Regions from separate parts of the Homo sapiens genome. Here region 1 is linked to region 2. Evidence: chromatin contacts called from ENCODE Hi-C or POLR2A ChIA-PET data. All regions are on one chromosome and are shown on one strand. The core of a region is the stretch at or near the end of the contact, and the rest is flanking DNA. Distances in the headings are between cores, read along the strand shown.

What was found. A loop is a pair of places that touch in the nucleus more often than their neighbours do. ChIA-PET counts read pairs that join two places held with the same protein, here RNA polymerase II (POLR2A). Pooled maps may share reads with other maps.
Region 1: a map of K562 shows a loop between it and region 2 (2.0-fold over the local background). The contact joins two enhancer-like sites. A Hi-C loop is called at or near these places in 1 of 168 maps with a recorded cell type or tissue (K562), 1 of 37 single-sample maps with no recorded cell type and 3 of 50 pooled maps. POLR2A ChIA-PET finds 5 or more read pairs at or near these places in 1 of 52 experiments (BJ).

What each region holds. Positions count from the first base shown.
Region 1 is chr14:59,148,210-59,154,332 of GRCh38, reverse strand. No RefSeq gene overlaps it. Among named protein-coding and RNA genes, the nearest start is that of DAAM1, 37 kb to the left of the region's middle. Within about 2 kb of position 3,177, at least 2 of the 41 ENCODE cell types and tissues checked have a DNase peak (open chromatin) inside an H3K27ac peak, as active enhancers do.
Region 2 is chr14:59,244,642-59,250,317 of GRCh38, reverse strand. The region is part of intron 1 of DAAM1 (dishevelled associated activator of morphogenesis 1); the gene reads right to left. Among named protein-coding and RNA genes, the nearest start is that of DAAM1, 59 kb to the right of the region's middle. Within about 2 kb of position 3,582, at least 2 of the 41 ENCODE cell types and tissues checked have a DNase peak (open chromatin) inside an H3K27ac peak, as active enhancers do.

The DNA of each region.
Region 1 (6,123 bases), core at 1,928-4,427, 96 kb after region 2:
GGCAGTATTTATATATATTATTTTATAGGATACTTGGAGAGGGTGTGAAACCTGAATGGGGTTTCAATAAGAGGTTTTGCACAATGGATGATAAGTTGAAGCTCAGTATAGAAAGTGTTGTGTAGATGGTAGGCTCAGGGTCAAAAAAAGAGGTGAGAAGGCAGGAAAGATAAGCCTCCTCTTATTCAAGTAAATTTTGTCAAGTCTCTGATGGTATCAGAGGTTCAACAACCTCTGGCTTTGCCTATTACTATAAAACACCCTCACCTTAGCATCAACTGTTTAAAGAAGGCAGAATAAACATCAAGAAAGGTTTTTTTTTTTAATTATGAAGGTAGGCTTAAAAACAGATTAACAACGCATAGCAAATGTTGGTTGCATATAGGCTGCTTGTTGTTGCTATTAGAAATGCAAGTTTGGTGAATTAAAATTGCATGGAAGCATCTTTTTCTTTAAACAGTGTAATTATGGTGGGTTCATCTTTATAAAATGGGCAAATGAAATGAATAACAGCCCAATTTAACTAAAATATTCAGGACATATAATTGTAGACCAAATTGGTTTATTTTGGCTTAAACCATTTGAATAATTACGTTAGTTCTTCCATCGATTTAAATGTGAAATCAATCATTCTGTCAACCCATGCATTGTTCTGGAGTTTCCCAACTCTATTCTCCATACTGAAGGATTTACTTACCTACAACTGGTAGGCATCAGCACTTAGAAAACCCTCTACCATTACAACATATAACATTATTAACAAGTAAAAGTCTGAGATGAGTTTTATGCATAAATAAAAGCAAACCACTGGGGAGATGATCATCTATACCTCCGTTGATGATACTCTCTCAGCCTTGGGCAAGAAAATGATCAACATCATCAAATATTTATTGGCACCCGTAGGAGTGCTGCTTCTGCACTGGGATTGCCGCCTGCTCTCTTCTGGGGGTTAAATAGAGTTGAAACTTCAACCCCTCAAAGAAAAACTAAAAATTTATGTGTGAACTGAGCTTTAAAAATGAACATTTTTGCATACTTCTATCTATCATATACACACTTATACTGGAGTCAAACTCAAAACTCCAAATCCTTAAAACCATCAGAAGGTATATTTCCTTGTTTAAATATCAGATGATTGAGAACTTTCAGACTATGATTCTTTTGAATTAGAGTGATGATGAATGTTCAGGGTTGAGGGAAGCAGTCAGGGCTCTGGATAGTCTATCACTGCTATCAATTTTATGTTTTTATACATGTATAATATATATAATGTTATATATCATAATATTTTATATATATATACTTAATCATTATATGATTCTCCTGTTGATACCTTATCCAGTTTTAAATTTTTCTGGGCATTCTTTTTTTTTTTTTTTTTTTTTTGAGATGGAGGCTCACTCTGTCGCCCAGGCTGGAGTGCAGTGGCACGATCTCGGCTCACTGCAAGCTCTGCCTCCCAGGTTCACACGATTCTCCTGCCTCAGCCTCCCGAGTAGCTGGGACTAGAAGCACCTGCCACCACGCCTGGCTAATTTTTTTGTATTTTTAGTAGAGACGGGGTTTCACTGTGTTAGCAAGGATAGTCTCGATCTCCTGACCTCATGATCCGCCCGCTTCGGCCTCCCAAACTCCTGGGATTACAGGCGTGAGCCACCTCATTTCTGGGCATTCTTAGAGCCCATCAATAAATAACTTTATTCTCACTGAATTTTCATCAGTTGTGTGTAATTACCTGCCCTCATCAGGTCAAGTGAAATTCCAATACTTGAGTCTTTTCTTCATAAGAATAATTTATTTCAAGACTATTCTTCCTCCTCTGGTTGTGAGATCCACGTTGGTGATTTGGAATGGTTAAACTTAACCAGGACAGCATGGGAAAGACTAGAAAGGGAGATGGGCCTGGGATGAGCCCTACTTACAGACACAGTGCCAACCCTGGGAGGCAGACCCTGCAGCAATGCTGGGAGGAAGCCAGGTAAGCAGAATGAATAACCTGGAGTGTTCACAAAAACCACTAGCACAGCATGTTACAAACATGAATTCCCAGACCCCACAGCTAGAGAGAGATTCTGATTCAGTGGGGTTATGTGGATCAAAATAAACCACATTTTAAACAATACTCCAGGGTGATTCTGCTGCAGGTGGTCTCTGGATTACACTTTGAGAAATACTGATCTAGTGGGTTACAAAATAGATGACAGCTGATAGGAAAGTCAATTGGCAACAGGAATGTCACATCCTGGGAATGGGGCATTGTGGGGGCTGGACAGAGCCTTGGCTGAGGAATTCAGATACAAACAATATTTTGAGAGCTGAACTGGCAAGCAGTGGCAGTAGGAAAGTCCCAAGGATCCCATCTCTAGCCTTTGGAAGAAGGGCTGTGAAGAACCAGCCAGTGCCATATCACGGAGGACAAGGGCTCAGGCCCAGGGGACAAGGCATCCATCTGACCCAGAGCATCAGGGGAAAGATGGGGCTTGGACTAAAAAAGAACTCCTGTTATGGGTTGAATTTTGTCCCCCCAAAAGATATGTTGGAGTCCTAATCCCCAGGACCTCAGAAGTCAAGCATAAGATTACAGGGGTAATCAAGCTAAACTGAGGTCATTGGGGTGAGCCCAAATTCAATATAACTGGTGTCCTTATAAAAAGGAGAAATTTGGATATAGAGACAGACACCTGGAGGGAATGTGGATGTGAAGACACATAGGGAGGAGACAGCCATGTGAGTGGAATGGTGCGCCTGCAAACCCAGGAGAAACAAGGATGGCTGGCAAACACTGGAAGCTAGAAGAGGCAAGGAAAGTTTCACCCCAGAGTTGTCAGAGGAAGCATAGCCCTGCCGACATCTTAGTTTCAAGCTCCCAGCTTCCAGAACTGTGAGATTGTACATTTCTGTTGTTTTAAGCCACCCAATTTATGGCACTTTGTTACTGCAGCCCTTGCAAACTAATACAACCCCTGTACTTCTTCCCTTCCCCATCGCCACTACCCTGGCTCCAGCCACATTACTCTCTGTGGCAGCTTCCTGATGAATTCCTCCTCAAAAGCTTTGCCTACCTCCTCTCCATTCTCACTTCTGTGGCCGGAGTGGTCTTTTTAAACACAAACTGATCAGTTTATTTGCTTGCTTCAAACTTGGTTTCACTTCCCATTTGTCTAGTTAAGGATAGAGTCCAAACTGCATAGCATGGCTTATGGCCCTCTTTGGACTGGCCCTGCCCACTTCCCCATCCTTGTCTTTTGAGATTTACTCTGTTTCTCTTACCCTTCACTCCTCATATTTACCCTCCAAAACTAACAGTTTTTAGAATATGTCATATTTTCTTTCCTTCTGACCTTGGTAGATACTGAATCCTCTGCTTAGGAGTCTTCTCCTCTGCCTCTTTTGCTACCTAAGTCATACCGCGCTTTAGGTCTTGTATCTATCAGTGCTCTCCAGATAAACAATAGGTTAGATGGATGGAGAGATGGAGAGATTACATAGATCGGTAAGAGGAGATTTATTATGGGAATTGGTTCATGCGATTATGGAGGCTGAGACGTGCCACCATCTTCCATCTCCAAGCTGGAGAACCACGAAAGCTGATGGAGTAATTTGGCCCAAGTTCAAAGGCCTGAGAAACACAGAAGCTGATGGTATAAGTCCAAATCCAAGGCCAAAGGCTTGAGAACTGAGGGGGCTGCTGCTGCAAGTTCTGGAATCCAAAGGCCTGAGAACCAGGAGAACTAATGTCCAAGGGCAGGAGAAGATGGATTCCTCAGCTCAAGAAAGAGAGAGAGAATTCACTCTTCCACTTCCTTCTTGTTCTCTTCAGGCCTTCAGTGGATTAGATGATATCCACCCACATGGATGAGGGCAGATCTTCTCTACTCACTCTACTGATTCAAATTCTAATCTCTTCCAGAAACACCCTGACAGGTGCACCTAGAAATAATGTTTTCAGCTATCTGGGCATTGCTTAACCTAATCGAGTTGCACAAAATTAACCACCATGGGCCTCATTTTGGATGTCATTTCTGTGACACTTGGATTTGATGTCCTTCTTGAGTATTCACAGCACCATGTAATGCCATAGTCAGAGCTTGTGCAGTACTGGGTTGTCACTGACTGCTTACTTGTTGGTGCTTGACCCACTAAATCTAAGTTCCATGAGTACAAAAATCAGACCAGTGGTAGTTCCGATACCTCTACAGGAGAGAATTTGAGTAACAATCTAGTGAAAAGAAGGGCTAGGAGTGGCCAGGCACGGTAGCTCACACCTGTAATTCCAGCACTTTGGGAGCCCAAGGCAGGTGGATTGCTTGAGCTCAGGAGTTCAAAACCAGACTGGGCAACATGGTGAAACCTCATCTCTACAAAAAAGACAAAAATTAGCCAGGCATGGTGGCTCACATCTGTAGTCCTGGCTACTTGGGGGTTTGAGGCAGGAGGATCGCTTGGGCAGGGGAGGTCAAGGCTGCAGTGAGCTGTGTTTGTGCCACTGCACTCCAGCCTGGGTGACAAAGTGAGACGCTGTCTCAGAAAACAAAAACAGAAACAAAGAAGGACTAGGAGTTTATTTGTGTTGAGGAAGGGGCTAATGGAGATGATGGTATATCTAAGGCCTCCCGAAACTATCCCTTGTATTGCCTCTAGCAGGCATTATATCTATCTTGTTTACTGCTGTGTCTGGCACATAATGGATGCTCAAAAATGTTAAGTACACCAATGACATTGAATACATGGGAAGTTTCATGACCAGTTATGCCCAAGGTCAGAGCCAGATGAACTAATTTCAAATGGAACAGAAACATCTTAAAATTCTTCTTGCCTAAGCTCAGGATTGGTCGTAGGTAAGGTAGGCTACTGGAAGAAGAGAGAGGCAAAGACTAGGAGCCAGGCTAAGCTCCGTCATAAGAAAGGCTGACTAGCTGTTCCTCATCAGTTCCTCTGACCTTGGTCTTTTCTATTGTTCATTGAAAGTGCAGCTTTTATTACCTACTATTTACCAGCTGCTCACTTCTTTTGTAGCGAAATGAAAGAGCACCATTTCTCTAAGATAGATAGTCTATGTAAGAATGATTTTATCTCTCTCTAAAGATGCTTTGCACAGCACTCACACTCTTGCATGCTTATTTAATGGACTTGCCTCAGGCATGGCCATTCCAAATCCCATGAAATGGTATCTTTTTAGGGAATGGTAACAACAGCATTAAAAGGGGACATTAAAATAGAAAGGGATTGGAAGGGAGAATAAACATAACTGAATGATGGCTAGTGAGGGCAAACTTTGGAGGAAGGATTTATATGGATTTTGAAGAGAACTAGACTTACTAAGAGCATAGAATCCTGACAATTACATTGTTAGATAGCCACAGGAATTTATTGAGTATCTTCAAGGAGTAGTATCTCAGAAATTAAGGAGGACATGGAAAAGGAGTGAGAACTTTCCTAAGCACATTGTATACATTAATGGAATATATACAATGGGAAAAATTTATGTGTAGCTAATACTGCATTTCTATGATGTATATTTGGGAGAGAAATAGATCAGAGGAAGAGACTAGCAGCCACGTAACATTGTACTGTTCCCTGCATTTATCTTTTCCTGTGGAAATGTAGGTTGCTCTCTGGGCCAGGAAGGCAAATTGGTTTCATCTTAAATGCCATCTAAGAGAGATAATAGCTCATATCAGCAGTAGTGGTGTGGGGAAGAATTCTGAGAGTACATCTAGGCTCACTGCGAAAAAAGTGTCATGATAAATTAGTGATGTCTGCCAGTTAACGGAGGGAAAGGAGGGAGAACAAAGGCATTATATATTTGCATAAACTTGCCATCCCTGTTCTAGACCATTGGCAGAAATCTGAGTATCCTCAGGGGCTTTCAGTTTCTATTTTCTTCTTTAAGTATAAGCCAGAAGTTTGCTCTTCTAAGACACTCTTTTGATGAGATAAAAGATCTTGTCTTCAAGTTTGAAAAATACGAGATTCAATGAAAAATTCACATATACTTATCCTAATTCCCAATTCAATAAGATTGCTCATTAATAATAAAATAAATTTTTAAAAATGCTTTAAAACACCTATCAAATATTAAAGATGAAAAAAGGGAAAGCAGCATTATTTGAGAAAGTTTAG
Region 2 (5,676 bases), core at 2,333-4,832:
AATACAGAGAGGAAGAATGTTCCCAAGGTTGCAGGGACCAGCTACAGGGATAACAATGGGACAAACTTTTAAACAATGATTTGTTTTGTTTTAAATTCTGTATGTTCCCAGATGTAATTTTAAGAGACTCTGTAGTTCACTAAAGCCGTTATGTCAGAAGTTCTTCAAACGGTCTCAGGGCCAGTTAGAAGAGAACATGGGGAGTTCTACTAATTTTTTCTTTTATTGGACTTTGTTTCAATTATAGTTCTATTGTGGATCAGAAATCATAGGGGTATCACAAATATACCCAAGAACAAGAGATTTTAGTATGTTCATAAATGAATGAAACTTACTACTTGGTACATTTTAAAGATGCAATCAAATATATTTAAAGTTTATATTTTTGTAAGACTGAATTCAATATAATTTCCAAAACTCTCCTCTACTTCCAGGTACTGTAAAAAAAAGTGCATATAAGCCACATTTTATCCTACTTAAGACACTGAATGTGTGGCTGCAGCAATTTTAAAGCTGGTTTCCAGTAATTTTCTCAAGTACATGCTCCTGAAGTTCTATCTTTAAAGGGTAAAATGTTTGGGGTCCTCCTTATCAGTGAATAAAAAAGTCATCACACTGTTTATGGAATAAAATGAAAAATGGTGACTGAATTTACAAGGGGAAAGAGATGGTCTTGAGAATGAGAATGAAGTTATGATTTTTATCAAGAAATATTATGAAATTGAGGTCTGAATGCTAACAATAGTCCTATAAGAACTCTAATTACTTCCTGAATACACTTCCCAAGTTTACTTAGTTGCAACCTAATTCCCTCAAATATGGCCACTTAATATTCATTACAGACAGCTGAAAAGGAAGTCAATGATTTTGAGAACAGCAAAATGATTAGCAGTTTCGTGGTATCTGTCCCAGTGAAATAAAATTGCCATTATTTTGGAAGCAAATATCCACTGGAAAAGAACAATGGATTTTTCTGAAATTGTTACAGACTTCTAGAACATAAGTACACAGGGCTCCCAGGACAAGGATGCCAATGGAACATGCCTATGAAGCTTTGGGAAAATACCTAAGATGCCAGGAATTTGTTCTGCTGTGTTAATAGGCTCCTTTGGCAATTGAATTACAAGTGACTTCCAGAATGACCTAGGAAGAACTGGGTAATGATGTCATTTCCAGGTAAGAGGAAGCCACACAAAAGTAGAGCCTTGAAGAAGTACAAAACTGAGGGATGGGCCAGGCGCGGTGGCTCACGCCTGTAATCCCAGCACTTTCGGAGGCCGAGGCAGACGGATCACGAGGTCAGGAGATCGAGACCATCCTGGCTAACACGGTGAAACCCCGTCTCTACCAAAAATACAAAAAATTAGCCGGGCGTGGTGGTGGGCGCCTGTAGTCCCAGCTACTTGGGAGGCTGAGGCAGGAGAATGGCGTGAACCCGGGAGGCAGGCGGAAGTTGCAGTGAGCCGAGATCGCACCACTGCACTCCAGCCTGGGCGACAGAGCGAGACTCCATCTCAAAACAAAACAAAAAAATGAGGGATGGACTCTCAGGAAAACAAAGGAGTTTCCTTTTAATCTGCACTTTAAACCTGCTTGCCCTATACAAAATAAAAATAATGCACAGACCTTGAGGATGGAGAAGGGGTAGAGGAAATTATAAGACTAGCAGCCAAGAACACAAAAGCACATGTGTTGAGTGTGTAAACTGGTCACATATATAATCTCTTTTCATTAAACAAAGCTAATCATCAACCAAAACAGAAATTACCAGCGGCGGCAAGAAAGAGTGTGTTTTCTCACTGGGGATTCCTCTCCATGTGCTAAATATCCTTGGGAAGTTATTCACATAGCTAAACAAACACTTCTGAAGCTGCAGGAGACAAACAATAAGCAAAGAAAGATCTTTACTGAATTTTAATTACTGTAAGTGGATTACTACACTCTTTACTTAAGCCTGAGTCAAACAAAACAAAACAAAACAAAACAAAACAAAACAAAACAAAACAAAACATCATTCCACAGTCATCAAGAGGGAAATGTGAAGGAAGCTGATACTACCCAACATGTCCTCTCCACCCAACTCTGTAATTTTCTAAATAATTAGGTGTGAACACTAATTGCTTTATTGGATAATTCAAGACAACTAAACACTAAAGAGACTGCCTCTCTTGCAAAATTTTTTCTAAGTGAAATAACATGGAAAGTTCTATTTTAAATTATTACTCCTACTCACTTACCAAGCCAGAGTATTTGGACAGAAGTTAATATTTAGACTTCAGATTCTGAGGAATATTGTTAAACAGGCAAAAGTCATCAGTGGCTAAATACGGGAAGCTTTCAATACAGTACTGCTTAAATGATTTAGGGTACACTCAATTAAAAAATCTTTTCTGGTATGTTAAAGGAGTAACAATATTAAATAACCATCCAAGTTGCACAACATGGTATATGATAAATGTAAAATGGATATACTTGTTTAAACATGCAAAGAAATTATTGAGCATGTGATAAAATAAGATACCAAAACCCATTAAGAGTGGCTCCTTCTAGAGAAGGAAATGGAAATTGCTTTCATTGTAATTCCTTGTTTTTTTTTTTTAACATGAGCTTGGATTACATTTTTTCTCCTTAATTATCAACCTGTCGCTGAAAGTTTAGAGTGGTTTAGCTATTATTTGTTTGTAAAACTAGTCTTTTTAAAAATTAAATTAACTTTCAACCAAGAAGGTGAAAAGCTTGTACACTGAAAACTAAAAAACATTTCTGAAAGTAATTAAAGAAGATACAAATAACATCCCATATTCATAGACTGGAAGACAATATTGTTACGATGACAACACTATCTAAAGCAATCTACAGATTGAAAGCAATCCCTATCAAAATCCCAACGGCATCTTTGGCAGAAACAGAAAAATCCATCCAGGAAGGCATATGGAATCTCAAGGATTTTGAATAGCCAAAACAATCTTGAAAAAGAAGAACAAAGCTGGAGGTCTTGTACTTTCTGATTTCAAAACAGTACAAAAGTACAGTAATCAAAACAGCATGGTACTAGCATAAAGACAGACATAGAGACCAATGGAATAGAACAGAGAGCCCAGAAACAAACTCTCAAATATATGATTAAATGATCTTTGACAAGGGAGACTAGACCATTTAATGGCGAAAGGGGTCTCTTCGACAAATGGTGCTGGGAAACCTGAATATCTGCATGCAAAAGAATGAGGCTGGACCCTTATCTTACATCATACATAAAAATTAACTTAAAATGGATTAAAGACTTAAACATAAGACCCCAAACTATAAAACTTATGAAAGAAAATATACATAAAAATTTTATGACATTGGATTTGAAAATTATTTCTGCTAAGGAATTAATATCCAGAACCCCTACAATCCAACAACAAAAAACCAAATAACTCCATTAAAAAATGAGCAAAGGACTTGACTAGACATTTCTCCAAAGATGACATACAAATGACCAACATGCGTATAAAAAGACACTCAGCATTACTAATCATTAGAGCAACGCAAGTCAAAACCACAATAATATATCTTCTCACATCCATTAAGATGACTACTATCAAAACAAAAAACCAGAAAATAACAAGCGTTGGCAAGGATGTGGAGAAACTGGAACCCTGTACAGTTGCTGGGATTATGAAGTGGAACAACCATTATGGAAAACAGTATGGTGGTTTCTCAAAAAATTAATAATATAATTCTGCATGCTCCAGCAACCATACTTCTGGGAATATATCCAAAAGAATTAAAAGCAGGGTTTTGAACAGATATTTGCATGCCCATGTTTATCACAGCATTATTCACAATAGCAGAGAGGTGGAAGGAACCCAAATGTCATCAATAGATAAATAAATAAAATGTGGTATATACATACAATGGGATATTATTCAGCCTTAAAAAGGAAGGAAAACTTGTCACATGCTACATGGGTAAATGTTGAAGACATTATGCTGAGTGAAATAAGCCAGACACAAAAAGACAAATACCGTATGATTCCATTTATATGAGGTATCTAAAGTACTCAAATACACAGAAACAAAGTAGAGTGGTGGTTACCAGGGGACAGGGGAGCAGGAAATGGGGAATTTTTGTTTAGTGGGTATGGAGTTTCAGTTTTGCAAGATGAAAAATTCTCAAGGTATGTTTCACAACAATGTGAATATGCTTTGAACTGTACACAGAAAAATGGCTAAATGGTAAATTTGAAAAATAATTTAAATAACTTTAATTTATCAACCCTCTTCAACATGCTAGGCACTTTCAATGCACTTTAAGTCCATTAATTATCTCAATTAATCAGAGATAAGCAATGAGTTCTTCAGCGTCTCATTTTGTCTTTCTAGAAACACAGGCCACTGTCAATGAATAGCTATGCTCTGAAAGTAATTAAAGAATGGTTTATAGAATGCTTTCATTTCTGCAATTTTCCACTTTACTACACTCAACTCTACAATTGTTAGTCCTCAAAATGAAAACAATCTGTTCAACTGTACAACACTAATATGAGCAATGACTTTCTTCTTTTAAATTTGTCATCAATTTACAATGGGGCGATGGGGGAAAAGCTACCAAACCATTCACTAGAGACAATTCTGTACATTAATGTCACCCCAATTCATTGCTTAGTGACAGAATGCCAGGTGCTCACTTTCACCTAAATGGTATAATTTAGAATTTTCTTAAATCCATTGTATTTTTTTTGCTACAGAAGTAGATATTACTATCCTTATCTTTAGAACATCTACTTGCTGGGTGGTGGCCCTAGGAATATTATATAAAAGACTAAAAGTGTCTAATTAGGTAATATTTTGTTGGATATTTATTAGAAAGTTTGACTCCACAGGAATAAATTCACTTGGTAATCTCAAGGTCCTGCTACTTAAAGGAAGATTCTAAAGCTACTGAAATAGCAATACATTGTATCCTGTCACATTCATGGCTTCTGACCCAAACTTAAACAAGCAAGCAATACAGTATTGAAAGTATAAATTACAAAAGGGCACCAAATGGAAACACAGCAGCTGATCACAAATGATAAAGGCAAAGGACATGAAAGTTAATGCCAAAATAAGAGGTGGTATGACATCAAAAGAGACCCCAAAATAACAAAGGGAGGAAAATTAGTCTTTGCATTTGAAGGATGCATTTGATCCACGTGAAGACACAGTAGAAAAAATGCTTAACTCCTATACATTCATTTCATGATTTCTACATACATCACCTTTCCCCTGGCCCCCCCGTCCTTTTCCCTTCCCTGAGATCATCAGTTATCTTACAGGTGCCACTTTCCATTCCACAAAAATTATCAACCAGGACAGCCAGTCTTCACTGGTTCTCCTCCTACTCATCACCAGCAAGCAGAGCTGTGACAAATGTTCTTGCTAACCTGGCTACTAGCCTTTATGGATACTCCTCTTAAAAACACTGCCCCACCTCACTGGGTAGTGTCACGTAAAAGCCAGTCCCTTTGTGGAAAAACATGCTGTTAACAACTGCACTTGCTCATACTGGAAAAGCAACCAGGACAGTGATGCCAGATACTTCACCAACCTAAATACACACACACACCACACGTACACATTCACACAGCTGTCAAACTGGTTTTTCCTCAAAAAGGTACAATTGACAGGCAGTTAAGAATCTCTCCCTGCC